Regions from separate parts of the Mus musculus genome. Here all the other regions are linked to region 3. The links are chromatin loops, found by intact Hi-C in ENCODE. Cell type or tissue: heart. All regions are shown on one strand. Each heading gives the region's core, and the rest is flanking DNA. Links, peaks and the distances in the headings are about the cores only.

The links. Hi-C counts contacts between places; a loop is a spot of excess contacts. Peaks named below come from ENCODE experiments on the same cell type or tissue, not always from the same donor. Only the 100,000 strongest peaks of a DNase experiment are listed, where the experiment ranks them.
Region 1: a loop joins it to region 3, with 6 times the contacts of the local background. A loop is called at or near these places in 6 of 42 quality-filtered maps.
Region 2: a loop joins it to region 3, with 4 times the contacts of the local background. A loop is called at or near these places in 4 of 42 quality-filtered maps.

What each region holds. Positions count from the first base shown.
Region 1 is chr6:133,981,794-133,992,100 of GRCm38, forward strand. No RefSeq gene overlaps it. Among named protein-coding and RNA genes, the nearest start is that of Gm46977, 48 kb to the right of the region's middle. In heart, for the core only: a CTCF peak has its summit at 4,541; a DNase peak (open chromatin) is centred at 3,348; H3K27ac peaks cover 284 bases.
Region 2 is chr6:134,236,572-134,246,878 of GRCm38, forward strand. All of the region lies in intron 4 of Etv6 (ets variant 6), which reads left to right. It overlaps LOC118027456 (a long non-coding RNA gene), which reads right to left and starts at 7,148. Exons shown (of 4, transcript NR_169154.1): 1 at 6,756-7,148; 2 at 5,288-5,395; 3 at 2,548-2,611. Gm17089 (predicted gene 17089) reads right to left here. Exons shown (of 2, transcript NR_169155.1): 2 at 9,163-10,307. In heart, for the core only: a CTCF peak has its summit at 4,629 (motif pointing left); a DNase peak (open chromatin) is centred at 7,260; H3K27ac peaks cover 2,796 bases.
Region 3 is chr6:134,029,674-134,039,980 of GRCm38, forward strand. Gm46977 reads right to left here and starts at 5,639. Exons shown (of 4, transcript XR_001785383.2): 1 at 5,369-5,639. It overlaps Etv6 (ets variant 6), which reads left to right and starts at 6,027. Exons shown (of 8, transcript NM_007961.4): 1 at 6,027-6,465. The coding sequence starts at 6,433. In heart, for the core only: CTCF peaks have their summits at 5,681 and 7,628; DNase peaks (open chromatin) are centred at 4,928, 5,638, 5,888 and 6,308; H3K4me3 peaks cover 4,276 bases; H3K27ac peaks cover 4,299 bases.

The DNA of each region.
Region 1 (10,307 bases), core at 1,160-9,159, 47 kb before region 3:
CCAGATGAATCTATCATCTCTGGCCTCTGAAGGGAACCTGCACACACGTGTTCATACCCACATGAAGACCCACACACATATACAGAATAGTTTTAAGAAACTGAAAATTGAATCTTGAATTATTGGTGTTTTGTAGCAGGACAAAGTTTTGTCTGAATTATTTTAAAATATTAAGTAAAATATCTGTAACAAAAGTAGAATCAAAATACAAAATAGAGGGTCTATTTTGTGTTATTTTTAAGTAGCCAGAGCTGGTAATTGCATAGTCAAAGAAGCTAGCATTTTTTTAGTACTTTCTACATATATCAGACACTGTATTCAATATAATATATTATAATATAATAGACTTTTGTCATTGTAACAAAAACATTTCACAGAAACAACTTGAGGAAACAAGGTTTTACTTTGCCTCATGGTTTCACGCTTAAATATGAAGATTCTTGAGATTCAGTTATTGGAGGGAACAATAGGACGTACTCATGAATGGTCAACAGTAAGATCAGAAAGAAGGCAAAGCTATCAGGCTTCAATGAAAACATTACAACCATCCTTGGATGGATGCAGGAGGGGAACTCAGATAAAGAGGTTTTGGTCTAGGGAAGGCTGGCCTGTAGGGACAGCCAGAGCAACTTCTTTGGAAGAAATGTGTATAGAAGTTGGAGAGACGGCTCAGTGGTTAAGAGCACTTGCTGCTCTTGCAGAGGACCTACGGTCAATTCTCAGCACCCATGTAGCTCAGAACCGTAACTCTAGTTCCAGGGGACCTGGTGCTCTCTTCTGGCCTTTGTAGACACTGTACACATGTGGTACCCAGACGTATATGCAGGCAAATCACCCGTACACATAAAATCAAAGTAAAACAAAACATCTACCCAAGATTTAATGCAGGATAAGGCAAAATGTAAAGATATCCCTTGTAATTATTTTAGATGAAAGCTTTGGAAATCCCAGCAAGCTTGGCTTGGCCACCCATCCTAATATACCAATTAAAGAAATAAACAATGATAAAGAAATTGGGAAGATTTATTCAATGTAACCACAGCACTAATAGTACAAATAAAGGAGTCTCATGACCCCCAAACTGTCTTTGCCGTACAAGTACCAGTACTGGACTTCAAAATAGGCAGACAGGGAGGAGAGAGGCAAGCATAATCAAGCAGTCCTGACCTAGGTGTGGTCTCCTGGGTCATTGTCTCAGCTCTAGTCCTGAAAGGGGCTTTGAAGAAGCCCTGATTGCCTCATGGAGGCAAGCTGGTCCTCGGGGAGATGATGACATCTGCTCTGGAGTGGAGCCTTACCCCCATGGACATCAGCCTTCATGTGGGTGGAGGTGACTGATCTGACCTGTAGAGTTCTGCTGGTCTAAGAATCCAACGTGACTCCAGAAGGAAGGCTAAGGAGGATGGCTCATCTCTATGTAGTCAGCAACAGCAAAATAGGTAGGCAGACAGACAGACAAAATAAAGGCAGAAATACGGGCTTTCATCCCACTTAGTTAACAAGTAGGGCGCCAGTGCAGCTGGTTAGTAAAGGCTGCTCCTGAATCCCTGTTCACTTTGGCTTTCTTGCCATTTTAAGCAGCTCCATCCATTGCTTATTTTTAGCATTTGTTTCTTTGCCTGGGATTCTGAGCCTTAAGTTTTTGTAAATTACTATGATGTGGAATTCAAGTGTCTTAGTCCATTTTCTGTTGCTAAAACTTCCTTAAAGAGAGGTCTGATTGGTTCAGTCCTGCAGGCTGCATTGAGTGACACCCTCCCCCCCTTTTTGGCCTTAGCTGAAGCCCTTCCTCTACATCATAACAGGGCAGAAGGTGTCATGATGCGGAGGAGGGAATTACACAGTCAGAGAGGAAGTAAAGAGACATGGAGGAGATGGGCTTGTTCTTTTTATGACAACTTGCTGTCAAGGTTACAAACAGGAGTTCCACAAAAGTGCATTAATCCCTTCAAATCCCTCAGAGCCCCAACCACCTCCCACCTCTGAAGATTCCATCACCTCAACACTGCAATGTTAGGGAACCCAGCAGATGGCTCTCTGAGAGACATGCTTAAAGCCAATCCAGTCTATAGGAATATGCAAGACAGAAATTTGCCTCCAAACAAGGAGCCATAAGAGAAGGTTTCCTCTGAAGGAATGACCCATCCATCTGTGAGACCTGACTGTGCATCCCAGGGTCAGCCATGCGAGGAAGCACACATTCCTAGCAGATGTGTGGATCAGGCTGGGAGCAGAACGTTCAGGCCGGAGGTGGGAAAGAATGTGTGCCTCTTCCTAGCAGGAACTCGAGAGTCATGGAACTTTAGACGTGTCAATAATGTAAAAATCCCATCCTGGAGTGAGAAAAATGACTCTGTGAGTAGTAATTGGTGTGTAAGAAGGATGAGGACCAAAGGTCAGATCCACAGCACCTAGGTAAAAAGCTGGGCATAGGCACACACGCATCTTTAACCCTAGCACGGTGAGGGACAGCGCATGCATGCACACAGACAGACATACACACACACATACACAGACACATAGACACACACACACGGAGAGACGCACACACTCAGAGACACAGACACACACACAGACACCATCTCATCTAATTTACACAAACAGCAGCTAAGGATTAACCCTGACCCACAAGTGACATGTGTCTTGTTTGATTCATAATTTAAAATAAGTGTAACCTTTAAAATTACAGGAGTTTGCTTATGTCATTTTATTTTAGAGGCAGGGGCTTGCTCTTTAACCAAGGCTGGCCTTGTACTCACACTCCTCTTGCCTCGGCTTCCTACATCCTGGGATAACAGACATATATTACCCCATCAGCTATCCTTTTCCTCAGGGCTTTCAACTGGAAGTCAGGATGGAGCAAGCACCTGTCCTCTCTCTCTGTGGTGGCTTTGTCCTTCCTGGGATAGAACTATTCACTTTTTTTTAAAAATCAGGTTCTTGATAACTTTTGAAAATTGGACAGTCTGTCTGCCCTGGGTGACCAACACGTCCCTGTAGCAGTAACCAGAGCTGAGGGGGTGGGGTGGGGGTGGGTTATGCTCTTTGAATACTGCTTTTGTGCTCAGACTTTCCCACAGTCCCTGGCTGGCCTGCTTCAGTGCTTCCCTGAACCCGCCTGGACTCTGCCTTTGAGTTTCCAGCTGGTGCTGGACCAACCTGTTCGTTTTTCCCAGATAAGAAAGAGATGCCCAGAGAACCAGGGGACTTGCCCATCTGTGCTGCTCTTTCTAACGTCGATCAGAGCTTGGTGCCGTTTCTGCACAGTCCTTCCCCCGTCTCAGACCTTTTCCCTTAAATGGCGAGATTAGCTCAGCAAAGGAAATGGATTTGGAGCATAAGCGCACACTCGAAGGAAATTATGGGAAGGGCAGGAAAAGGCAAAGGTGAGAGAACTGGGAGCGAGATTTAGAGGCTGGCTCTCGGGAGGCTTCGGTGGAAGTTATTAATGAGAGGAAACGGAAGGAAGAGAGTGAGGGGTTGCGTGTAATAAGGACAAACGAGAAAAGCACAAGAGAAGAGCTAAGGTCAGATGAGGAGAAAGAATTAAGCCCTGAAATTGTCTGCTTCCAGAGAGATATCATGGGAACCCCTGAGGGACACTGGCGAGAATAAACTCCAAAATAAAAACGGATCTGGAAAAAAGAGAGAGATTTTTTTTCTTAAGATTTTTTTTATCTTGGTGTGAAAAAAAGAAAAATAGAAGGCTGGAGAGATGGCTAGTTATTTATGCTTGCTGTACAATCATGAGGACCCGTGTAAACGGCCAGGTATCCTATAGTTCACGTTTACGCGTAGCAAAGAGTGAGACAGAGACAGAAAGATCACTAAGACTTCCTGTTTTCCAGCCTCGCTGAGAAGATGCAAATCCCTGGTTCAGCATGAGAAGACCCTGACGCTGAGAAGATGCAAGCCTTCTCCTGCTGCTTCAGCAGGAGACCCTGACTCAAAGGAGTAGGGGAAAAGCTAAAAGAACACCAGGTTCCTTCTTCCGGCTTACACATGCATGCATAGCTGTGTGCACGTGTGTGTGTGTGTGTGTGTGTGTCCTCCCCACAACACACACAAATAAATACATATAAATAAGGAAATATTTTTCTTCTTTTATAGCACATCGGGAGAAATGGCTCAGAGATTAAGGGCACTTCCTGCTTTCCAGGAGGACCGGAGTTCGCTTCCCAGCCCCCATATCAGGGGTTTCACAACTGTGTTAGCTCTAGCTCCATGAGATCTGCCCCCCTTCTTCTGGCCTCTCAGGGCATCTGTACAGGCACACTGATACATACATAAAAATAAAAATAAAAATAAAGTAATTTTTAAAAAATGGTGAGGGGAGGAAGCTTTTCAGGGCTTCCTGAGAAATTACTAATGGAAGGAAATAAAACTATTCTCTGAGTGAATAAGCCTCCAGAAATGAACAACCACCACAACAACAAAGGGGATTCAAGCTGAAACTGAAACAAACCTACTATAGATTGGATAAAAAGTGCCACCACCACCACCACCACCAAAGGCTGATGATGTATAGTAGGCCGGGTCCCCAGCTGGTGGTGCTGTTGGGAAATTCTGGACATCTCAGGAGGCAGAAGGTTGCTCCCTAGAAGGTCACTGGGAGCATGGCCTTGGGATCTGTATCTTGTTCTGAGTCCCTTCTGCCTCCGTTCTGACCACCACCAGACCAACAATCCTCTTCTTTTAATCCTGTGGGGTGTGTGTGTGTGTGTGTGTGTGTGTGTGTGTGTGTGTGTGTGTGTGTGTGTTTGTGTAACCAACTGTTGGTGTTAGACGACAACCTCTGTGATTCAGTTCTGTCCTTCCATCATGTGTTATAGAGATTGCACTCAGGGCAACAGACACACAGCAAGTATTTTTACCAGCTCATCCACCTCAGCAGCCTTAGCATTGGTTCTTCTTCTTCTTCTTCCTCCTCCTCCTCCTCCTCTTCTTCCTCCTCTTCCTTTTCCTCCTCTCCTTCTTCCTCATCTTCTTCTTGTTCTCCCTCCTCCTCTCTCTCTCTCCTTTTCTCCTTTTAAAGATCTGTTTACTTTTTACCTCTGTGTGTGTCTGGGGGTAAAGAGTATGTCAACTTGAGTGCAGGTGCCCTGGAAAGCCAGAGGCACTGGATGCCCCTGGAGCTGGAGTTAACAGGCCATCCAGTGTAGGTCCTGGGAATCAAATTCAGGTTATCTGAAAGAGCATTCTGCTGATAACCAGCAAACCATCTCTCCAGCACCCAACTTTGCTTCTTCCTGCCTCCTTTCCAGGATGCTCAGCCTCACCACAACTCAGAAACAATGGAGCCCATGTGCCAGGGACTGAAACCTGAAAGCAAGCACCTAAGTAAATCTCTCTTCCCCTTAGTACTGAGTTCTATCAGGTACATGATAATAGGTAGGGTGGTCATTTTGAATTAATGATAATTAACAACCCTCGGGGACAGTAAAAGCTAGTTGGGAGGAATTTCCTAACTGTCTAAATTTGTAAAGAAGATGCACATTCAGGACATCACCTCTGTAAAGGAAGAGAGATGCTCACAGACAATTCCCTCTGGAAGCCACATATGCATAACAAGACAACAATACCACCCTCTTCCACCTCCACCCCAGTACTGGCCTCCTTCTCCCAGAGGCCTAGAACCACTTCCCCTTTGTTTAGTTCAAAATGCTGCAGTAGCCTTCATCCCCCATGCCTCTTTTCTTCCCATGTCTTGGGAAACTCTGCTAAGTACGGAGGTGCATAGTTAAACTGTTAATTCTCTTATTAGTCTGTCTTTTTTGAAGCCTGGGTCTTTAGGGAAGAGGCAGCACTTTCTTACTGAAGTCAGCATCCTGGATTTCTATCTGTCGAGTCCAGGTGAATATGTATGCTGTGTCTTTTCCCTTCCAAATTCCATCTAGAGGGAAACTTTTGTAAGACTTGGTTGTTCCTGGTGCCTAGATGTGGTGGTTAAGTATTCTGAGCACTGGTCCTTAGCCTCCCAGAAAGCCCTTCTTTTCCTTTGCTCCTGTTTCTTCTGTCCTTTTAAAAATAATAATAATTAATAATAATAACACCAACAACAATGACCAGAATACTCATGGGTTAAAATGCAGACATACTCCAAAGCCTGTTCAAGCCAGTCTCACAAACTGGGGATTTCATGGGTAGGATCATGGCATGTCTGTTTAGACTATCTTTGCTGTGGGATACCAGTTAAAATACACACACACACACACACACACACCCCTTGGATGAGATCTTCCTTTTATCTTTTGTTGTGAAAGTTTGGCAGAGTAACCGCCACAGTCTCTCGGAACCAGTCTAGTTTCTGCTGGCTGAGCGGGCTTGAGTTGTCGTAAGTCAGGTGGTGAGCGGGCAGGCGAGGCACCCCAGACACAGGGTGCTCAGGTAGCATTTCCTTTGTGTAAGTGTGTCAGCTGCCGCTGGAGTTTGCTTTAATAAGGAGCCCCGCCCATAGGGGGGCTCTGCTGTCTGCTTGTGTTGCTTTGTTTGTCCTGGAAACAGTCGGGTCCCTGTACCCAGTCACCCAGATCAGTGGATCTGAAACTCCTGAGGGAGACTAGAGTTTTCTTACTTCTTGTTGGCCATAACAGTCTTTGCTGCCTACCTTATTTTTAATTGAATTAAATTTAAATTATTTTTTTAACAATTTCACATACTTTATACACTGATCAGTCACCTCTCTCTCCTGCCTCCCACCACTGTCCACTCTCTCTCTTCCCCAGAATCATCTCTCTCTCTCTCTCTCTCTCTCTCTCTCTCTCTCTCTCTCTCTCTCTCTCCCTCTCCCTCTCCCTCTCCCTCTCCCTCTCCCTCTCCCTCTCCCTCTCTCTCAAGTTCACATCTTTTAGTTTTGTTTCGTGACCCATGCAGATTAACCAGAGACATCTGTGTGGCTGTGGATTTAGAGCGAGCCATTGGAGCCTGATGGGCTGGGCAGTGGGTTCAGAACTAGAGACAATGATTCCTGCTTTCTTGGAATCTCTGAACAGCCAGTATTTCAGAGGCGGGGGGTGGGGGGGGGTGGGGGTGGGCTCCACCTTCCTTGACTGTTGATAGGACTGGTCCTCTGGGCCAGTGAAGGTAACCACAGATGACTTGAGATACAGTAGCTGTACTGAGTCTAAAGAAGCACATTTCGTAGCTCTTTACCGTATCTTCTAGCCTTTCAACTCTTCCCATTCTCTCTGCTAAATCGTTCCCTGAGCCTTAAAGATGGAGTAACTGACTTGCTTAAGGCAAGGCCTTCATCTGCATCTGACCTGCCATCATCTCTGCATTGCCACTGTTCCTTGTCAGGGAAGGTTCTGTGATTCAGCCTGGGAACCACTTACTTCTGTGTGCTGGTCCACGTATAGGTACGTAGAAGGCGGTTGGCTGCTATGTCAGTGTCATTAGCAATTACAACTCAGCTTCCCATGGGAGGGGGCAGCAGTCATCTTTATTCCCGGCACTCTGAAGGCAAGCCAGGGAGATCTCTAAATTCCAACCCAACTTGGTCTACAGTGTGAGTTCCACTCACAGCCAGAACTACAGGTGAAACCCTGTCTTGAAAACAAACAAAACAAACAAACAAACAAAAACTCTCAGCTTCCCTCAGGGGCCTACTTCCTCCCGAGGTCCGCCTAAACCTTTCCGTCATTCCACAGTCTTCCTATCTTTCTTTTTATCTATGTATTACTATCTCATCTCCCTTAAGGCAGCCCTTCCCCCTGTTCACTTCCTCCTTTCCTGGCTTTGCACAGGGGATGCATTAGAGATTGCATCCTAAAGAGTTGAAGCACATCTCACTTGAAGAGAGAACATGAGGCATTTATTTGTCCTTAGGGCCCACAATGACCACAATTAGAATAATGTTTCCAATTCTATCCACTTACTGTTATTGTTTGTTTTGAGACAGGGTCTGATTCTATAGCCTAGGGTGGTCTCAAACTCCCTAGATAGGGGAGAGAGGATGACTGTGACCTCCTGGTCGTCCTGCCCCCATCTCCCATGTGCTGGGATCATATGTGTGTGCTACCACATGCAGTCAGGAGTTATTAGTTTCTCCTTGGCAGCAACTCTGGGTCTCAGGAAAGGGGAAGTTTCCATTGTAGGTTTTATGGAGCCATGCCTTGGATCCAGGGCTGTCAACAGAAAGGCTTATTGGCTTAAAATGGCCCTCTAACAGGGAAGCCTTGAGAAATTTGGACTTCTAAATCTAAAAGCGTTTTCTTTTTCAAAACACCTTCATCTTAAAACAAACGTTCAGTTGGTATCTGTGATAAAATACATTTAAAGAAAAAAGTTATAGCCATTTATAAGTATACTTAATAAGAGACTGGCGAGATGGCTCAAAGACTAAGGATCTTGCATTGCTCTTGCAGGAGACCCCTGTTAGATTCCCAGGGCCAGCATGGTAGCAGCTCGCATCCCCAGGGGACCCAGTGCTCTCTTCTGGCCTGACCTGGCATCAAACGCCAGTGATGTACAAACGCATGCAGGCCAAACACTCATATACATGAAAGTAAGGGTTATTTTTTGAAACAACTGAATAAGTGAAAAATTTCACAAATATTGATAAAACATTTCAGGTGTCGTTGAGGAGGTGACCCAGTTTCATCTGCCAAAACCACAATTTGTCTTTCTACTTTATAGGAATCAGTGAGTTTTTTTTTTATTGTACATGATTTATGGATAAATTTTTAAATGTAGGCTATGGATTTTTATTTCAATCTGTCTATATAATTGTGCATACCTTTGTTTATATAACTTAGGTTTTGATTTTCTGTTGTCTCTACATGAAAATCCCAAAACTCCATGGAGTTGATTCAGACAGAAAAAAAAAATGTTTATATAAATTAAGTATTCCTAAAACTCAAAAAAAAAAAAAAAACTGTGGTTAATTTTCTACACACAATATTTTGGTATATTCATATAGTCATTGACAATTTTTTGTTTGGTTGGTTTTTTTGTTTGTTTGTTTTTTGCTTTTTGTTTTTGTTGTTTGAGACAGGGTTTCTCCGTGTAGTCCAGCTATCCTGGAAGTCACTCTGTAGACCAGGCTGGCCTTGAACTCAGAAATCCACCTGCCTCTGCCTCCCAAATGCTGGGATTAAAGGCGTGCACCACCACTGCCTATTTACTTTATTTTAATTATGTGTGACCTTGTAGGGGTGTGTCCCAGGCTTGCTTCTAATTTGTTACATACTCAAGGATGACACTAATTTTCAGTCCTCTTGCCTTCATTCCCTAGTTCTGGACTCACAATGATGATCTCCACGTCCAGTTTCTATGGCGCTAGGTGTCTAACCCAGAGCTTAGAGCATGTTAGGCAAGAATCCACAAATTGAGCTATGTTCCAGATTCTCACTCTGTTGCCCAGGCTGGCCATGAATTTGTGAGAATCTTCCCGTCTCAGCTTCCCATGTGCTGAGATTACGGGTACGAGTCAGCACACACAATGCACAACAAGGCCTCTCTCTCTCTCTCTCTCTCTCTCTCTCTCTCTCTCTCTCTCTCTCTCTCTCTCTCTCTCTCTCCCTCCCTCCCTCCCTCCCTCCCTCCTTCTTTCCTCTTTCCTTCCGTCCCTCCCTCTCTCCTAAACTTTGAACTGAGTCTGAGATTCCCCAGAGAACATCTGAAAACCCTGAATGGCTTTTCTCTTTCACTCTGAAGAGCAAATATTAAACCAATCAAGCATTTGATGTACTAAAACGTGAGTGGAACACTGTCAACTCAGAAGTGATGCTTGCCAGGTATGGGACACACTTCCATAGTCCAAGCACCAAGAAAGCTGAGGCAGGAAGATGATGAACGATTTTAAGCCTAGACTACAAAGCCCCATCTCAACGGCAGTCATCATCACAACAGTGACACTTCGCTTTTCCATCTCAATACACAAAGATGCTATCAGCACAGGTGGGTATGAAATTAATGTTTCAGTCTTTCCTACTCATGATCTGCCCTGGTATAATGTTATTATTAGCGAATAGAGTTACTATTGTAAGATGGCTTATGTGACAGAAATAACCATTTTCTTTGTTAACTGTGCTATAATGAACTCTTTTTTGGTTCTTAATTGTGGCTATTTTTAAATCTCTGTCACTCAGTGGCAGACATTGTCTTTCTCTGACTCCCTTCAGAAGGCTTTGGAGCAAGCAGCTGCAACAAGCACGCTGTATCTCCAGTTGGACTCATGAGGAAGACTCTCGCAAGGGTCTTGATGTAAGCGCATCGCATCACATCGGAGCATTGTGCCATTTGGTGAAACTTTCTGCAATGCTAATGATGAAACTGATGGATTCGTAGATCAGCCCGGAGTAAAC
Region 2 (10,307 bases), core at 797-8,796, 210 kb after region 3:
GTAGTCTTGTAAGGAGAAAGAAGGAGATCTCTGTTTCTCTGATGCTCTCCCCATACACCTGCCCCCTCTCAGTTAAATTCTTCAGTTTCACTCTTTCCTGAGGTAGTGAGAGGTAGTCATTTTTAATCCCACCTTTGGACACATACCTGCTCCCCTCTCCCTTCCACACCCCCCCCCCAATGCACACACGCACTGATGAGTGTTTCTGTGGTGGTTGGTGAAGTGTTTCCCTCCCCCTCCCCCGCTCTCATGCACACACACACACACACACACATTGATTGATGAGTGTTGTTTTTGTGGTGGTTTGGTGAAGTGTTGAGAGGACAGGGGCTCTCCTGGCAGCTTTCTGTCATGAGGTACATGTGAAATTCTCCCGCCATACTGAGGAATTCCACACATCAAAACACAGTCCCATTTTTCCTGCAGTTAGTAAGTGGAACAGCCCAGAACGTAGATGGCAGTCTCCCCTTTCGGGGTTGGGGGAGGGGGTAAAGGGGGGAACAGGAAGGGGACGTGCATTCTGATTTGGCCCACTGGAGTTTCCTTTGTGTGGTCTCGCTCTTGAGGGGAACATTGCTCCTCCCATCACTACCAAACCCAGGTTTCTAAGGAACCACCTTGGAACCATATACAGGTTTGGTGAAATAACTAAAGCTAGGCGTGTGACATTGAGTCCTGCCTGCTATATGTCAGCCCTCCTAAGCTCTGAAGTGTTCAAATTATCCAGTCTTCACAAACATCCTTAAAACAAGTTATAGTATCCTAGATTTATAGATGAGGAAAGAGAGACTAAGCAATTAAGGGGCAAAATGGAGGGTTTTGTATGTGCATGTGTGCTTTTGTGTGTGTGTGTGTGTGTGTGTGTGTACACAGGCATGCATGTAGAAGCCAGGGGTTGATGTCATGTGTCTTCTTCAATCACTCTAGCTTTGATATTGAGGCACAGTTTCTCACTTGAACCCAAAGCTAACCAATCCACCCAGCTTGCTTCAGGGAGCCTCTGTCTCAGCCTCCTACTTGCTGGGATTAAGGGTGGGCTACCACAACCACCCAGCATCACAGTGAGTGCTGCAGTCTGAGCTCTGGTCCTCACACTTTCATGCCAAGGGCTTTTTACTTGCTGAGTCCTATCTCCCAACACACAGAGCTAAAATTTAAATCTAGGTGAGGTTCACAACAGACCAGAGTGTTCTTCTCGTGGTTTTTTGGTAAGTTTTCAGGGTTCATGAAGCCTGAAAATAGAGGAAATGGTTGGAAAGTGATAGAGTTCCATAGAGATTATGATATTAAGGCAATTTCTAGGACCCTACGAGGGCACAGTGGCTCTGGTGACCCTTTGTACAATCAAATGTGAACAACAAAATGTCAAAGAGAATTTTGCAGAGGTCTTTTAGTCCATGACCTATTCCATTTCTCTGAATCAACATCTCGGTAGCACAGGCTGGCCTCTAGATCACCATGTAGTAAAGTAGGCAAGGTTTTCCTACATCTCCCTCTCCAGAGCTGGGATGTTAGAACATCCCCGTGCTGGGTTTTATGTGGTACCCGAGGGCAGAGCCCAGGGCTTTGTGGCCTGGTGGGCAAGCACTCTAACATCCAAGCTACATTCCAACCCTGGTTCATGATTTTAAAAGCGTACTCAAAACTGGAAGGAATAAACCTTCTGGGTGGCTGGTTTTCCCAGGATGAGTAGACTTGGCATGGGGAAGACCTCCCGGCCAGTGGGTGGATAAGGTCTGAATCAGATGCTGAGGTGGACGTGGAAGCCGGTGCCTCTGTGTAGCTCCCTTTTGGAAGCCAGGCCTTCCCTACAGTTGCCTCAGAAGCACCACAGAGAGAGAGAGAGAGAGAGAGAGAGAGAGAGAGAGCTTTTATCTGCCCCTGGCCATGGCCTTTACTGATTATGGAAAGAAAAAAAAAACCACTCGATTCTCTAGTCTTACTGGAATAGTATTGATAAATGAAGTGTCAAAGATGCCACCAACTACGATATGACATCTTTGTTGCATATTTTAACTGTGCAATGCGTGAAGGAGCCAGAGAGCACCATGAACATGTGACAGGCCAACTATGTTCAAGGGCATTCTGACTCCCCAGTTTATCTGCACTGTATCCCTGGGCAAGTTAGTTCCTCCGTGTGTCAGAGAAGGAAAATAGCAGTCCCTGCCTTGGACCATGCAAGAAAGAAACGGATTACTGTGAGAAGTGTTCCAGGAAAAGCACCTGTCAGGAGGCACCCAGTAAATGTCACCCGTCGTCATTATTTGGCACGGCTTCCCGTTACTTAGTTAAGTTTTTAATCATCCTTTTCTTGTAAACTCTTAATTGTGATAAAATATGTATAAGCCTTATACCCTGGTCTGTGTTTCAGTACACTTGAGTGGGGTTGAGTAACTCCAACTTGGAGTGAAAGGGTCCTTTTCTTTTTTCTTTGCTTCCAGTTCCATGTTTCTTAAACTTCATCTTTGGAACCTGTGCTTGGCTCAGGTGTCAGATTTGTGCCTCCCATGCATATTAAAGGCCCATCACCTCTCCTAGGACACCTACCTCTCTAGACTCCACCATCTCTTTCAGAACTGCTCTGGGAACTGTGTCAGTCTTCATTGTTGGCCTGTTTGGCAGTGAATACATGTTGCATCCTGGGACCTGGGGGGTGCTAGGTATCGTCGTCCCCCACCCCCACCCCCAGAACCTTCTGTGAATCTCTGGCTGTCTCATCTTACATTTAGTATAAGATCTACCTCTCCATGCTGTGATTCTAAAAGCTGGTGGCAGGTCATCAGAGGTCCCTGGAGAATAAGAGCAGGCCTGATCTACACTTCCTGCCCCCAACTAAATGATGACAAAATGGAGGCAAAGGCCCTTCCTTCCTGTTTCAGGGCCATGGCTGACTTGCCCTTGTCCTTTCTGACCGCCATCCCTCCTCAGCAGATGCTAGCCACAGCAAAGGAAGGCACCCGACAGTACACATAGTCCCTTGCTATCTCCCACCAGCCCTCAATCTTCTTCCTCTCTCCTGTGGTCTGAGCAATGCATTTAGGTCTGGGATGAGTCTAGCCTCTTCAGCCAAAAGTTTCATGGGTGGGAGATTCCTATATGCATGAGTAACTCCAGAGAAAGGCAGGAAGTCTCCACGAAACGTTGGGGAAATCTAGCCAGGCTCTTGGAGATCAGGCTCTGGAATTAGCGGATTTCAACTCCAAAGAAGGAAGTTCTCTGCTGAAGGGCTGTTGATTGGCTGTCCCCCATGCTAAGACTCTTTCTTCAGTCTTAGCTCTGTGCTGCCCTCTCCCCAGTCTCTGATAGCTGTTGATAAATTTTCCCACAAGTCTAGTTGGATCATTTCTGATTCTGCCCCTTAGGATCTCCTCTTTTTTAAAGACAGGGTCTCATATAACCCAAGCTGGCCTCAAACTCGCTATTGTAGCCAGGGATTGCCATGAATACAGCTATCCACCCCCATCCCTCACTTATTTAATTTTGGGGATCAAGCCCAGGACTGTGTGCATATTGGGCAAGCACTCCTCAACTAAACTCCCTCTGAGCTCCCCTTGGTTTATTTGAGGAGTTATTTTATTTTGTGCGCATGAGTGTTTTGCCTGCATATTGGGTATATGTATACCCAATGCCTGCAGATCCCCTCAGAACTGGAGTTACAGATGGTTGTGAACCCTGTGGGTGCTGAGAACCGAACACGTGTCCCCTGCAGAAGTAGCAAGGGCTCTTAACCACTGAGCCGTCTCCAGCTGGCACCCTACTCCTGCACCCTTGGTTCCTTACATCGCTTCTTTCGGCTGCTGTGTTGAAACCTAGAGAGGCCTCTCGACTCCACCACTGAGTGTGTCTGCAAATGTGTGCATGATCTATGCTGGCCCACTGGAGGAGACAGCCCACTTGCAGGCAGCATCTGCCTGGCCTGAGGGAAGATGAGTGAACCGTTTTTTTTGTTTCCTTCAGCCCATGTTACCAAATGCTTATGAAAAGCCCAGAGTTCGTTGTTATTGAACTATTCCCTCCAACCAGAGGTATTTACTTCTTTAGGCCCTAAAGGGGAAGTCAGTGGAGGTGGCTAGGTAAAAGGTCAGTAGATGGTCTCTGACCAAGCGGAAACTGAACCTTGAAGAAAAGCAATTGGGGACAGGGAAGTGTAGCATTCTGCTAGGCTGCTATAACGAACATCAACACCAGGCAGCTGTAGACACAGCACTTCAGTATGCCCTGCTCTGGAAGCCCATGGTCAGGGTTGGTTTCCATGAAAGCTGAGGGAAGGACCAGGTCTAAGAGTCAGTCTTAGCTACAGAGGTCTGGTGAGCAGTTAATCTGTAGTGTTGCTTGTCTTGGAGGTCCTGCCTTGCCTTTGGCGTAGCATTCCTCCTGTGTGTCCATGTCCGCAACCTCCTTTTTATAAGGGTACCAGTCATATTGAATAATAAGATATTCTGTTTCCCCTCTGTTGCTGTGACAAGCACCATGGCCTAAAACCCTGGGACTGGAGAGATGGCTCATTGATTAAGAAACCTTGCTGTTCTTCCAGAGGACCCACCAAATTCAGTTCCCAGTCCCCATGTGGCAGATAACAACTGTCTGTAACACCCATTCCAGAGGATCCAGTGCCCCCTTCTGGCTTCCGTAGGCATTGCGTGTATGTGGTTCACAGGCAGGCATGCAGTCAGAACACCCATACACATAAAATTTTCGAATAAATAAAAATAACCACTGAGAGGAGAAAAGAGTTTGTTATCAGCTAACAGGTTACATTTCCATCACTGAAAGAAGTCATAGCCGGAACTTGATGCAAAAAGCATGGCAAGGCAGTCACATGGAGCCTCTGCCATCAGACAGCTCTGTGGAGCCTCTGCCATCAGACAGCTCTGTGGAGCCTCTGCCATCAGACAGCTCTGTGGAGACTGTGCCATCAGACAGCTCTGTGGAGCCTCTGCCATCAGACAGCTCTGTGGAGACTGTGCCATCAGACAGCTCTGTGTATACTGTGCCATGCACTTTGCTCACTTTTCTGGGTTAGAACTAAGAGCGCTACTTTTCTTTTTAACTTCTCTTTATACCTTTTTTGGTTACTGATCCAAGGGCTAAGCATGTTTTCTCTGGTATTCTGAAGCCCTCTCGAAGCCACACGAGTGCTTATTGCCCTCCCTTGCAAATGGCAGCTTTCCTTCCTTCCCCTCTCCATCCCCCTTCTCCTGGCAGCTGCCAAGATTTATAGCTAGCCTACCCAGTTTTTTTCACTAAACTTGGCCTATTTTTCTTTCACAAAAAGAAGAAGACAAACCGTGGAGGTGTGCTTATTGCTGGTTTTCTCGCAGGCTCACACCTGGCTTTCTTATATAGCCCAGGATCATCTGACCAGGGAATGGTGCTGCCCACAGTGGGCTGGAACCTGTAACACATAAAATGGCTTCCTCTTAACTAATTATGTCCTCAAGGATCTCCTTTTCATAAAGGCCACCTTCTGGGAGCCTGGAAGTTAAAACATACGAACTTGGTAGTGGGAAGGCACAGTTGGGAACCCAATAATAGGGCTAAGAGGACATGATGTGTGTGTATGAAATATACTTCCACCTCATGAATGTTTCACTGGAGCCTTTTGTTTGGCTCTTTTACAAAACTACCGAGGTGTGGTTCTCTCTGGAATCCTGTGAAACACAGTGCCCTGAGGCTGGTGAGTCCCCTGACTCGTTTCATGGAACCTGGGGATGATGCAGGGTGACATGTAATGTTGACATGAGATATATGTTGACATGGGATATATGATCGTGAGATGTTTGCCATAACCTTTTTGGACTTCCTCATTGTTTATTTGTGACTGAATTGGGGCGTTTGGATGAATTCAAGTAAAAATGATAGAAAGAGGAGAATCAGGAATTCAAGGTCATTGTTAACTATGTAGTGACTTCGAGGTTAGACTGGTCTACATGGGATTCTATATTGGTTACTTTTCTCATCGCTATGGCAAGATGGCAAACAAAAACATGTTAAAGGGAAAGCCTTTTTGGCTCACACTGTGAAGGCACAGTCCATTGTGGTGTCCAAAGCACGTTGGCAGGAGGGTGAAGCAGCCGATATGGTTAAATCCATAGTCGGAGCTGAGAGACATGAAGACTGATGCTTAGCTTGCTTCTGTGTCATTGTGTCCGTAATCCCAGCCCATTGGATGGAGCTGCCCACCATTCAGAGTCTTCCTCTTAACAAAATCCGTACTGAGAACACCCTTAAACATACCTAGAGGTATGTTTGCATAGTGATTTCATATCCTATGAAGTTGACAATCAAGACTAGCCATCACAGACCCGGTCTCACACACATATGAGTGGGAGTTGAGGGTGGAGCTAATAAATGATAGGAAAGCCAATAAGACTCTTCTCATCGAAGATCTGCTTTACATTTGGTTCAAAGAATGGGTCCTCTGTGTCTGAAGACACTTACAAAGACAAAGCTCTGTGCTCAGAAAGCACACAGTCAGCCAGAGTGAATGGTCCTTACTGGGCTTAGGGTTTCTCCTCCTGTGCCTCAGTGCCCACGCTCATTCTATGTAGTTCTGCCTCCCTCTTCCCTGTGCATTCCCCTCCCCTATCAAGACCTTCAGAACCAGGGTGGCATGGACAGTTTCCCAGTTTTCCAGTTGAGCAACTTACCAAGCACAAACATCAAGGCCACCCCCTCCCCCACACCCCCCTCCAAAAAAAAAAAGACAACCTGAGACAGAAGACTCCCACATCTGAGGGATTTCACGCACTCACTGTCCAAAAGCAGTGTGTTTCCTGTGTCCAGAGCTCCTCTGCCTGCCGGCCCTGGCCTCTTAAGTTTCCACACTCGGCTGCCAACTTAGAATAACAGAGCAACAGGCAGCAGGGCAGGATCAGAGCCTACTCCATTCCTGGGTGCAAGCTTTGTACTGAGACAAAGCTTGGAAGGTCTTGTTGCAGACCTTTCGGTTGTGCCCAGACCACCAGGAGCCGGGAATTAAATACCCTCAGATCCACTTGTCTGCCATTAATGTTATCAGCTTCATCAAATGCTTCCTCTTTCAGTGGTGTCTGCAGAGAAATAAATAAATCAAGCTCTTCCACATCTTGTTCCTGCCCAGGATCCAAAGTCTGAAGTCCACTCTGAGTTGAATTATCTGGAGCACTGTCTCCCTCCTTCATTGTTCCCGAAGACCTGGGCAGGAACGAGAGTGAAATCTCCCCAGGACATTACATCAGTTCCTCTTTTCCCCTTGGCATGAAAGTGCTTCCTCTCAGAGCCCTCCCTGACTTCCCAACCCTTGTAAGGCTTGCCCCAACTACCCACCCACACCCCAGCCTTGAAGCCAAGACATCAAAGAGAGCCTGCAGGTAACCAGATTATCGGCCAACGCCTGCGTCTGTGTTGTAATTTAGAAGACGGGAAATGGATTCCGGAGATGGGATATTTTTCTAGTGCAAGGTCCCCATGATCCTTAACAGTCTTTCAAGAAAAGAGGGGCATCTTTTAAGCAAAGAGTGACATTTAGAAAATATTTGTAACCCAGAATGAAACTGTCCCGAGTAATTGCTTTCCAGTGACCTTGCACTGAGAAATAAAAAGGAACCACGGTCAGTTTGTCTTTTATGGATGGCAAAATTTAGGTCCATTTTAGCTACAAAAAGAACAGTCAGTGCCCTAGAAGGAATATGAGCCAAGTGGCATGTGCCATTCCAACCTCTGTCTAGGCAACACAGATCAGGACTTCTAAAAGAAACTTTTATGCAGACACAGTGGCTCATGCCTACAATCCTAGCACTTGGGAGACTGGGGCAAGGCAATTCCTTTGAGTTAGGATTGCTGCAGCGTAAGACCCTGTCTCTCAAAAGAAAAGAACGAACAACACTTTCCTAACAGAAACTATCCATCCCCTATAGAGAAGAAGAGGACTCATTAAGAAAGCTCCATGTGGCCACCATCACTCTCAAGACCCTGTGGCCACCAAACTGTTCCCTCCGTACCCCACCTGGCTCTTTTTCACCTCCCCAGAGTATCATTTCATCCATAAATACTTCTGGATAGGCCTACAAAGATAAAGACTGCTTATAAAATGAGAGCCACATAAGCCAGTGTTCCAGCTCCACACCAGTAAACGCCTCTGCCTGCGCTTTCAGTGGTCACCTGCTGGAAAAAAAAAAAAAAAACATATACAGTGTGAAGCAAAGTCTTAGAAAGGGCCTCAAGGTTGCAGGTGGTTGGTGGATCTCCCCCGCTCCCTCTTTAAAAGCAAGCAGTCATAACTGAACAACTGCATGGTGCATGTTGGCTGGCTTTGACTGTCTCTTAGAAGAGGATTGGATCCAAGGTTGAGATTTGGGTTGGGGGTGCAGGGTGGCAGTGGTGGTGGTGGTGGTGGTGATCGTGGTAGGTTGGTTGGTTGTTTTTTTGTTCCCCCAGATTTTGGAATGTTGACTTATGGTGAGACAGATTGGTGATAAGTCCCAAGTCTAAACATGAGTTCTCTTTGTATTTCATATATACACTACATTTGTAGCCTGCAGGGAATCTGATGGGATGTTTTTCAGTTGTTTTGTTGATGAAACAAATGTCACAGTGTGGTGTTTTCCACTGGCAGCATTATATAGACACACTCAGCAAGTTTCAGATTGCGGGGGGGGGGGGAAGGGGGGGAAGAGTTCAATGAGCAATGATTATGCTTATCCTGACCTTCTCTCGCCCACCCCATACCGGTAGCCTTCAGGATTCACACCCCACACACTCTGATTTTTGAGACAAGTTCTCACTGTGAGACCCAGGCTGGCCTTAAATTCACCATGTAATCCAAGCTGGCCTGAAGCTCCTGACAGTCTTCCTGCCTCAGCCTCCCAAATGCGAAAATTACAGGCTTACACCACCACACTCTGCCCAAGACTGTCCTTGACTTACGACTTTAAGCGGACTTGCTTTCAAGCGCCTGTGTGCGGTTCCATTGTATGTAACCTGCTTGGGTTTGCTGAGCTTCTGGAATTTTCTAGTTTCTTGCTCATATTGTGTCTCTACTTACTTAAACTTGACCATTATCTCTTTCCTTTCCCCTCCCACTCTTCCCTTGTACACTTTAGACAGATTTGATTAGTTAATGTCATAATTTGTTTTTAATTTGCTCTCTCATCTCCAATATGCTATTAAGTCCGTCCAGTCTACTCTTTCATTTCGTTTATTGTACTTTTTGGTTCTAGAATCTTCATTTTTGTTTTCTAAGTTTCTGTTTTGATAGTTCCTGTATGTCATTACTTATTATTACTGTGGTGTCCCTGAAATGCTAACAGCTTCCTTAAATTCCTTTAAAGTCTCTTTAGCTAATCCCATCATTACCACAGAATCTGTTTCTGTTGGTGGCCTTTTAATAACAGGTCACATCTTCTGTGTCTAGAAAAAGCTGTGTTGAGGCTGAACTTTACAGTCAGCACGTTGAAAGAGACTCCGGGTTGTATTCTATTCCTGTGAAGAGTGTTGACCCTTTCGCTTGCAGGCAGTTGATCTATTAACCAGTCACTTTTATCATGTAGCAGCTGGTTTACATTTTTTTCTGGGGCAAATCTGTCTCAGCTTTGCCTTTAGCCCTCAGTAAGGACCCTTTGTAGTGTAACACAGGGCTTTCTACACTAACATGTGGCCATGCTGGAGTGTTGACAGAGCCTTTTAACTTAGTGAGTCTCTAGCTCTGACCTGTTTCTCTACTACAGTGGTCAGGAGCCCAGACTTCTGTTTGTACCTCTCAGCCACACAACCCCTGCTTTTGCGTCTCCCCGGGGTGTGTATTGTTCAGGAGTCAGACAAGAATGTGAGAGAACTTTAGCTTGCCCTTTTGGAAGTTCTCTCTGGTATGCTGCCCTTGATAAGGCTTCTTTCTGCAGGTTTCTCCATTTTTGTTGCCTCCTTGCATCCTGACAGCTCACATGAGTTCTTTTCATCTTCAAACTGCCTTGTACCGTCACTGATGAGGGTACTCTTGGAGAATGGAGATATATATATATATATATATATATATATATATATTTTAAGAATAAAGTCCCTTGTGTTTTCATCTATTTGGAGTCATTGTCCAGTATCTTTACATGGATTTTTTTTTTAGTTTATTACATCCATTTTCTGTGAAGTCTTCCTGTAGGAAGTTTGGGTTGAGAGGGCCACTCTGCCGGTATTGAACCTGGAACTCCTCTTTCTTTCTTAGGTGAATGGTGGCTGGCTTTAAATCCTTTCCTGTTCCTGTCATATCTGAGATACCATGTTGCCTGAACACCAGTCTTCAGCAAGATACTGACGTATCTTTCATTCCTTTTTCT
Region 3 (10,307 bases), core at 729-8,728:
GAAAGAGACAGAGAGAATGGGCAGATAAAGTATTCAAAGAGGTAATAAATGAGACATTTCTAAAAATGAATAGTAAATTATTAACCTACAGTTCCATACGTTGCAGCCAGCATCAATCAGAATATTGCAAGACAACTATATCATAGCCAAAATTCTGAACCAAATTTAAGGAAGGGATCTTTAGATCAGCTTCAGAAAATAACACACCACATACCGTGTGCCAAATACAAACTATTAAGTTTATTTTTACCAAACTAATATTTATTTCTGCTGTACTCATGAAAGAAAGAAAATGGGACCAACTTAGATTAGATGTGCATCAATACAGTATTGTAAAATGTGATACATATATTCAGTGGGATTTTATTTTTAGGTTTATTTATCTGTTTGTATATGGGTGTTTCTGCCTGCATGTTTGTAAGTGCATCATGTGCATGTGGAAGGCCCATGAGTGTCAGAGGACGGTGTTGAATCCCCTGTAACTGAAGTTATAGTTATGAGCTTGTCATGTGGGTTCTGGGAGTCGAATCTGGGTCCCCTCTGAGAATAGTGAGCATTCTTACTGTTCAAGCCATCTTTACAGCCTGTATACAGTGGGAACTTATTCAAAGGATATAAAGAAGAGTGAGATAATATTTCGGGTAAATAGACAGATCTGGAAAGCACAATATTAAATGAGGTGACTCAAACACAGAGACACAAAACTGCATGTTCTCTCTTGTATGGGAATCCCAGCCTGTAAAATATATAAATTAATATGAATAATGGAAAATCGTAAAAATAATCTAGAAAGGAAACGAAGAGAGGGTTGAGAAATAGGTAGTGTGGAGTGATGGGGGGGGTGGGAAACACATGGATGTGAAGGGAAAAAAGAAACAGGAGCAGGTTACAAGGGGAGAAACAGGGTAGCTGGGGCTGGGCAGTGAGGAAGAGAAACATGAAAATACACTTGCTTGCGGAGGAAATAGGAGACAGGAGAAGAACAGCACATTCGAGTTGTCAAGAAGGGGCCTGGAGGGTGGCTCAGAGGTTGTGAGCATTGATTGCTCTTCCAGAAGATCTGGGTTCAATTCCCAGGGTCCACTTGGTGTCTTATAAGGGTATGTAACTCCAGACTCAGGGAATCCAATGCTCTTTTCTAGCCTGAATAGGCACTTACATACAGGCAAAACACTCATACCATACATATGAAAAGGGAAATATAAAGAAGAAAGCTAAAAGGGAAGATGATCAACCAATGCCATGCTTATGTACAGTGAGAATATTCTTCAAAAATGAATGTGAAGTAAACGCAGACTCAAGAAGACCAAGGCTGACGGACTTCATCACCAACAGCCATGGAAGAAATGCTTGACGGCAAAGGGAAGTGGTATGAGATGGAAAGACAGGTCTGCATGAAATAATAATGAAATGTAAATAAAGAAAATACCCAATAAAAATAAATCAATAAAAGTGCTATGCCTTTAAGAGGCATGGTTTTTGCTTACATTTTAAAAAAGAAAAGAAAAAGGCAGAAAAGAGAAATATTTGTACAAATTAAAGAGAGATGTAGTTTCACATCCTCATCATATGCAATTGTTATTCATTTTCACACATTAAAATGTACAGTACATTTTACAACCGCAGAAGCAAAATATAAGACTACAATATCACAGAGGATAGGGGATGGATAGAAGCAATTATGCAATTATTAATTTCTTATATGTATAGCCTTTTTATTTTTTATTTTTTTGGTTTTTCAAGACAAGGTTTCTCTGTGTAGCTAAGGCTCTCCTGGAACTCACTCTGTAGACCAGGCTGGCCTTGAATTTAGAAATCTCCCTGCCTCTGCCTCCCAAGTGCTGGGATTAAAGGCGTGCGCCACCACTGCCTGACACTTATATGTATATTCTTAACAGAGTAACATCACTTTTGTTTGTTTGCTTGCTTTTGTGTCTTGAGGCAGTGTCTCACTTTGTTGTCCTGGCCTGGAACTCTCTATGTCAACAGGGCTGGCATTGAACTCATCAAGATTGGCCTTCCTCTGTCTCCCAATGGTGGGATTAGAGGCTTGAATCACCACATTAGGCCACAGTTACTTTATATGAAGAAAGATGGTAATAATTTAAGATGTAAACTGAGGGCTGGTGAAATGGCTCAACAGGTAAAGTCACTTACCTGAAATCTGGAGACCTGAGTTTGGTGCCAGGGTCTAAATAAACAAAGGTAGGAGAGACCCGATTCTGCAGAGTTGTCCTCTGACCTCCACATACGCATTGTACCATGTGTGTGGCCACATTCACACACATGCATAATAAGAGACATAACAGTAGCCACGGTATAGCTATGAAGTAGCAATGGAGTCATTTTATGGTTGGGGGATCACCACAGCATGAGGAACTGTATTGAAAGGTCTCAGCATTAGCAAGGCCGAGAACCACTGATCTAGTCGGTGAATGGAAACATGAAAGTGTCCAGTGTAACCACAAGAAGCCAGAAAACAGGGAGGACTAGAGACATGAAAGCCATGTCACAAGGAAAGGACGGATAAAGTGAGTTTCCCACATCAGCCATCCCCGGACAATGAATGTCTTTGGAAATTTGCTTCTGCTACAAACCTGAAAATCTTTTGTCATGAGTTCAAGCTAAAAACCTCAAGGTAAATGGAACTTACAAGCAAGATGTATACCGGAGTAAAATCATTTTAACACAACTAACCTCGCTTCCAGGACAAATAATGATGAGCTGTTTCTCACACCTCCCCCACGCTGTCAACAGTTAAAACATTCCAGCCTGGGTTTGCGGACTGTGTATTTGTCTGAACTCAAGCTACAGTCCCAAGAGGGTTTTTAAAAACGTGTCAGTGGAAATGCAAAGGATATTTCCATATTCAAAATCCATTTGCCTGCCACTGAGTGTCCGTCTAATTCCAACTGAATGTGGCTAATTTGCATGCTCGAGGGGGGGCTATTGTGAGACGCTGTAGAGTTCTGATAGAATTTTAAAAATGACTTCAAAGTACTGAAGCTCAAGTGAAATCATTCACTTATGGGTTGCCATGAAAACGTGATGGCACCTGTAGAGGTGGAAAGACACTTCAGAACTGAACCCGTGGATTCCCATTGAAAGGTAGCACTAAAGAAGGCAGGCAAGGTGATGGGTGCCAGTCATCCCATCACTCAGGAGGGGAGGGAAGGCTGGAGCACCAGGAGCTTTAGGTCATTCTCTGTGGTGTAGATTAGGGGCCAGCCTGGCTACAAGAATGAGCAATACTTGCTTTGAATCTCAGGTCAATAAAAGTTATTCCCCACAAAGAGAACTCCATTCCTTTAACAGACCTGAACTAAAAATACTCTTCAAAGTATGTGGACTTCCCTGCCCTCTTATTATATAGATATTTAAACAGAGTCCTCAATTTTGTCATTTGGCCCATAAAGCTGCAAGTATTTACCAAAGGGCAGCCAACTGTGGTGTAAATGTAGCGTTTGCTAAAGCTGCTACTGTGTACTTGGCTTTGCAACCACACACACTCTACCTCAAAGTGGCACCTCTATGAGTCACTAGGAGAAGGACATGTCAGGAATGGAAGTTGGAAGTTAATTCAGTCGTGAGCTTAAGCAATCAGCATAGCTAACACAAATTAACACATAAAATATGGAATGTTTTGCTACAGAAACTCTTGGTAGAAGAGGTCCCCAATACCACAGGGTGGCTTTCCTCAGTTCCAGTTACCCACAGTCAGTCATGGACATGGAAATTTTCAGAGACAGTAGTATGTTTTATTAGCTCTTATTATAGTATAATTGTTTTGGTCTATTAATAATTATGGTTAGTCCCTTACTGTGCCCAGTTTGCTATATCTATGTATGTATGTATGTATGTATAAGACTATATATAGGAATACTGTGTATGTGTGTAGTGTCTGGCTTCAAGCCCACAGATAAAGGAAAGGCCATTGTGAACATCCTCATATGTATGAGAATCTTATTACATAGGCGCTACCCCTTCCCATCTCATAAGTGCTGAGAAGTTATCGGAGACCCTACAGTTAGATCAGTGATGTAAGGGTGCCTAAGACTTAACGCAGCAAAAGTCCATCAGATCCAATGTCTGCAAACATCAGTTAAGAGACGCAAAGGGAAACCAAAAATTGTTTAGCTGGGAATGGATGCTCAGTAGGAGAGCACTAGACTAGAACACATGAGGTCTAGGTTCAATCTCCAGGGCTGTAAACAAAGAAATGGATGTTTAAGCACCCGCTGCCCCTTAAAAGGGGCATAGTGCATAGTGGCCCGGGTTCGGGAGAATTTTTTTGCTTCAAGTCAAGGCCAACTTGGACTACAAACTTAAGAAAATTTAAAAACCAACTGGCTGGGTGTGGTGGTTCACGCCTTTAATCTCAGCACTGGGAGGCAGATAGACCAGGCTTCAAGGCTAGTCTCATCCACATTGTCAGACCCTGTCTCAAAACAAACACAACCACAGGAACACAACGAAAATTCCCAGTAAGAAACAACAGCAAAAAAGCTTCAAGAACACGGGAGCAAAGGTAGGTACTCGTGAGAGATAAGAATGGGTAAATGCAGTCCGGTTGGGACCTAGCATAAACAAGACTAAGTTCTTTTGGTGAATATGGCTACTAGATGACAAAACGGGTTGTGGTACCTTGGAGGTTCCCTCCAAGAACATTACTGTTATCAGCAACGGGGTGCGTTCCCAGCCTGACTCTTGGAAAATTTCATTTAGAGTGTCCTAATATGAGTATGTATGAACAGAAGTTCTGTTTATGAAAGTCTGAGCACGTTTTTACGACGCTGAAAAGTGTGCAGGAAATAAATAAATACATAAGAAAGATCAGAGGCAGAACTAGTTCCAGGCCAGCCTGAAAGAGTTCCAGGACAGTCAGGGTTACATTGAGAGATTTTACTTCAAAACAATACTGCTTCCTCCCACCCCCACGCCTCCTTCCCAAGAAACTACAGAGGTGGGAATACAGAGGTGAGTCTGGGAAACCCTCAGCAGGGAAGATGAGTATAATGCATTCATACACGCATACATTTGTGTTTATTTTACCGTCAAAGCACAAAATGGAAGTGCATCAAGCTCTTCGTTATATATCCACATATTAAACCTGTATAGACTAGAGGGTTAGAATTTAAACACCATCTTCTGCGGTGGGCATTTTAAGAGATTATAAATAGCAATAAAAATAGAGTGATCGGAACGCTGGTGCTCAAGGCTAGCGCCTCAGCCCCAGGATTCTGGCAGCCCCTCCTCTGCAGGACCCCGGGCTGTCCCCTCCGCCAATGACCGAGCCCGAGGAGCGGCCCAGGGGAGGGCTAAGATCTGCTGGAACGCGCCCTGTCAACTTTGTAGTCCAGTCACCTACGTCGGTTGGTAGCGGCCGCTGTGGCTTTAAATGGCCGGGGGATTTCGAATCGGGGAAGGCGGGAGGTCAGGCCGTGGGGCGCCCCCGTCGCGGGGAGCACCCCCGCTCGCCGCGTCCCTGCGCCGGAGCGCGACCGCGCGGCTTTGTCTCCAGCGTCGCGCCCTGCACTTCCCCGTGCGCAGCCTGTAACCCGAGCTCCCATTTCCTGGTGGATTCTCTTAAAGCGGCCGCGGTCGCCGCGCAGAACAAAGGCCATTGTCTCGCTTCCTCCTGCGGCGCCGCGTCCTTCCCGGAAAGCCCCTTCCTAGACTGCGGTCCCCAGGCTGCATTTGCGCCTCTGGGAGTGCACAGAAAAGCCCCTACTGTGCGTGGCCCAGGTCCTCCTGAGGCGCAGCCAGGGGAGTCGGGAGAGAGATGAACCAGGCTTGCTGGTCCTTGGGCCACGCTGCAAGGTTCCCCAAAGGCGTCCTCCGCCTCGGGGCGGCCCAGTGGGCATCCCGCGCCCCTCCCCCGCACGCCTTTTGATTTCTCCGCGGCCCGCGGTAACCCGAGCTTTTATTTCCTGGTGGCTCCTTTAAGAGGCAGAGCCGGGTGCTGGGAATTCACGTCAGTTTCTGCCCTGAAACTCTCAAGATCAATGAGCAGAGAGCTTTCTCAGTTCTGCCTTTCAGTTTCTCTCTTCCAGGAAGGAAAACATTCGAGAAAGAGAGAGGGAGGGAGGGAGCGAGGGAGCGAGAGAGCGAGCGAGCGAGCGCCGCGGGAGGGCGGGCGCGCCGGCCGCGGGTGGGAGGAGACACGCCAGGCCGGCCTGCTGCGCCCGGGTCGCCGCGCCGCGACCCGCACACCCCACGCCGTGCTCGCCGGCTCCTACGCCCCCGCACCTCGCGCCCAATCCGCGCGTTGAGAAGAGCCCCCCCTCCCCCTCGGGCGGCCGCCGCCAGCGATGCTGCAAGAAACTTCTTAAACGACCGCATCCCGCTGCCCCGCCGAGCGTTTCTGGGTTGGGGAGAGGAAAGGAAAGTGGAAAAAAACTGAGAACTTCCTGATCCCTTTCGCTGTGAGACATGTCTGAGACTCCTGCTCAGTCTAGCATTAAGGTAACGATCGGATTCCCCTCCTTCCTCCGCTGGGCGATCGGAACCCCCTTACCCCGGGGCTGCTGGTGCAGTTGCTAGGCTGGCGGGGAATTATTTGGGGCGCGAGGGAAAAGGAGATGCAGCTCGCGGCCGCGCTGTACCCTTTAGTGTAACCTTGCTGCACCCCTCTCCGCCGAGATCCTCTTGGGCTCCTGCCTCCCCCCCCCACTCCCTTTCTTTCTTTCCTTTTTTTAATAGTATAGAATAGAGTTTATTTAGGGCAAGGGGAGGGGAGTCAAGAGGGTAGTTGTGGCAGAAAAAAGCAGAGAGAGGGAGAGAGTAGAGAAGTAGAGGCAGGCCATGAACACGTGGAGAGAGAGGGAAGGGAATAGGGAAGGTAGGGGGAAGGTAATAGCCCAAGAGGACAAGAGAGAAAGAGAGCCCCACTCCCTTTCTTTTTGACAATGTAATGCCGCTCTCAATTGGTAGGAGGAACCCGGGTTGTCTTCAGATCTGTAGAGCACCTCCGTAATTAGTGCGCTTAAAAATAAGAAAGGAAAAAGAAAAACCCTTTCTCTTTATTCCTACGCATAACGTGAGACTGAATTGTAACTTTTGTTCCCAAGGGGTGGTCTCTAGGGAAAAAGTTCTAGGGGCTCCACTAGGATGCTCTCTCTCTCTCTCTCTCTCTCTCTCTCTCTCTCTCTCTTTACGCCCCTCCTCCCCCCCCCCCCCCCGTTCTATCACACAAGAATTTTACCCTCTCTTCTCTTCTGATTGTGATTGCAAGTCCTAAGACAGTCTTGGTGTCAGCTTTTCCTGGGCATTGCACAATGAAAAAAAAAATTAAACCAAGGTGAATAAAGTTGCTGAATAGTTGTTTTACGCTAGTGCATATGAAAGTTGAGCAATCTGAAAGTAGAAAACTCCTGTGATGAAGGGTGGAAAAGAAGTAGCTAAGCAAAATGACCTTCTCTGACAGTCCAAGCTGGTGTGGAAAAGCTGCAGTCTTGGAGCTCCCTGACCTGCTCTAAGTTCAAGAGGGATATTTGCAAACAGCCTTTGCCTCCAGGTAGTCGCATGTGCATGTATATACACAGTCTGTCTATATAGGCTGAGGTGCTGTAGTTAGTTGCTTTTAAAAAGTTGTTGTGAAGTTTGCCACCATTGGGAGGCAGGATGGTTTGACTGTCTACCTCAGTTATTTTTCCCATGCTGCGTTTATTTCAAGGTTCTGCCAGTCACCAGGAGGCAAGCTGTTCTGCTCAATGGGCAGGGCTGAAGTTTCTCAAGTTTTCTAATGGTTTGGCCTATTTAATATGTGCCCCTTGCATGGATGTTGGGGAAACAATGGGCAACTAGCCTGTTTTCTTCTCTGGGGCGGTGACAGCGGTTCATCTAGGATCTATGGGAGGGAAAGGTATTTTGTCACTGCCTTAACTAGTTTTTCATAATTAGAATCAGACCTTGGTGTTTCTTATCAGGAATGACGGTCATGGGTTCGAAGTCAGGCTGCCGAGGACTTCGAAGGTGCATTGGTGTCTCTGTTTTGTGCCTCACAGGAGAGCCCAGAAGAACTTTTTGGTCTTTTGTGTTGGTGAATATCTGGGGTAGGCTTTGGAGCAGCGGGGAGTGCTTCCCTGAAGAATTTAGGATACTGAGATACTTTTTCCTTTGCAATATAAATTAGATTCTTCATCGAGTTCAGGGGGAAAAAAGTCTTGTCCTATAGATAATCTGATTTACTTCACACTTCATAACAAAAACAGAGGCAACTGAATAATAGGGTATTAGAATGGTGAACTGTATTTGGCTCCATGGCAGTAAACCTGACAGCAGACAAATCTGGACCAGTGGTAGAGCAACAGCTTCCAGTTGAAAAAAAAAAAAAAAACGGCACAGTGGGGTCACAGTGGTGGTCTACCCCGTGACTTCTCCCACCTCTTCTAAACCGACTGCATTCCTGCTGCCCTGATGGGCTCACGGTTGATGCTGGGATCAGGGAGTGCGCCTCTGTTGAACCGCTTGTTTCACTGCATCCCAATGGAAAGAAGAGCTAACACATGTGAGAAACCAAGCCCCCATCGGAACACATCCTCAAGTGTGATAGGGAAGTGGTGTGCACTCCGCGCAATGTCAATTTTTTTCCTTGTTGTCTTAGGTTGTTTATTTTATTTTATTTTTTTAAACTTTGGTTCTGGGGATGGAACACAGAACTGTTTATTATACGGGCTAGCTGTAACCCAGCCCTTCCCGGCTTTCTGGGTACCTCCTTTATTTTTTATTTTATCAATGTCTTTTATTTTTACATGTGTCTTCCAAATGTATTCTCCGCCACCTATTCGAGTAACATTTTTTTGTTGTTGTTGTTTTTTTGGATTGTTATCTGTGGAGACAATCTGTGAATGTGTGCCTAGGCCATTGGTGTTTTTAGGTCTGTGTGTGCATGAAAATTCTCACCATGGAGCTGCTTGCGTTTATCCTGTTCCATAATAAACTGTGGAGATCAAGAAGAACCAGGATTAGTTCAGATCATCTGAAAATGCTTCAGTGAGTGATGTGTGCTTCATTTAGTCCTTGGGATGTGGCACTGTGATGGCGAAAGGGAGGGAGAGACAGAGACAGAGACAGAGACAGAGACAGAAACAGAAACAGAGGAGAAAAAAAAAGATGTTTACTAGCAAGTCCCAAGCAAGTTGCTTGCTTCTAGGGACAGCACTTGAGTCCAGTAGGTGATAAACTTTTTCTTGGGGTGAAGGATGCGAGTGAGTCTTTGAAGGAGGAGCGGATGCTATGTTGTACTAAAGGCACGAAGGCCGCCTTTGAGGAGAGATTTCTCTCACTCCTCCCTATCTGCTCTCCTGCAGCACAAACAGCTGGTCAGCGGCAGTAAATTCCTCAGCCACTGGTGAGGTGGAGGCCACAGGAGCCTGGCCAGAGGCAGCCATGGGGGGCGGGGTAGTACTTTGTTTACTTTTGAGCCCTTGTCTGTTCTGTTAAGGAAAAGACCAGAGTCAGACCGGGGTGGAGTTTCCAAGGTGAAAGTTTCTGAATTGGTCAATCAGTGACACCTCTAAAGACCATTTGATTGTAAGGTGTCTGACAGGAGAGCAGGGAAGAGCCTTGTTTGACACTCTTGTAAAAGAGAAGCTCTCCCTGCTAGGCTGGGGTCACCCAGAGTGACATGGAGCCTTGTTAGTTGTCCGTAGTAGCCCTTCTGCCAGTGCTGTGGCATTCTTCTCTCTATTCCTCGCCGGTTGGGGCTGGTTGACCATCTCTCTATAAGAGGTCAGGTATTGTTTTGTCTTGTGTTTTCCCCCAGAAGATCGGTCTTGTCACAGGACAAAGGCAAATAGGTTGGCTTTTCCACTGTCAGCCTTCACCTTCAAGTAACCTGTGCAGTTTTAAATCCAGCCAAGTTACAGCGGAAAGTGGTTGTGGCCCAGCGGACACAGGCCTTTTGCAAGGCTTGGCACAGACAGACCTTCTATTGGCTGATGTGATCCGGCACGCAAAAGCTAGTGGTACGATGTCCCTGGCCATTCTTTTCCTGTTTGCCTTATCAGCTCACATTTATAATAGGATGAAATTCTCATTAAAAAAAAATGTTTTCTGGAGACTTCTGGATGCCTCATATTCCTTCGGGCTAGCGAGGGCGGGCGATCTTGGTGCCGTAGCTTCTTACCTGGCATCTGGTGCAGAAACATTTCTGTCATGTTTGCTGACTCCAAGTGAGGTACAGAGGAGGTGGGTGCACCTTCTTCTCTGCCCATGTATCACCTCATTTAATAAGGTTTCCCTACTGCCTCTAAAAGCTCCAGAACTCTGCCTGTTGTCTGTCCAATAAGTAAAAGGATGTTGAT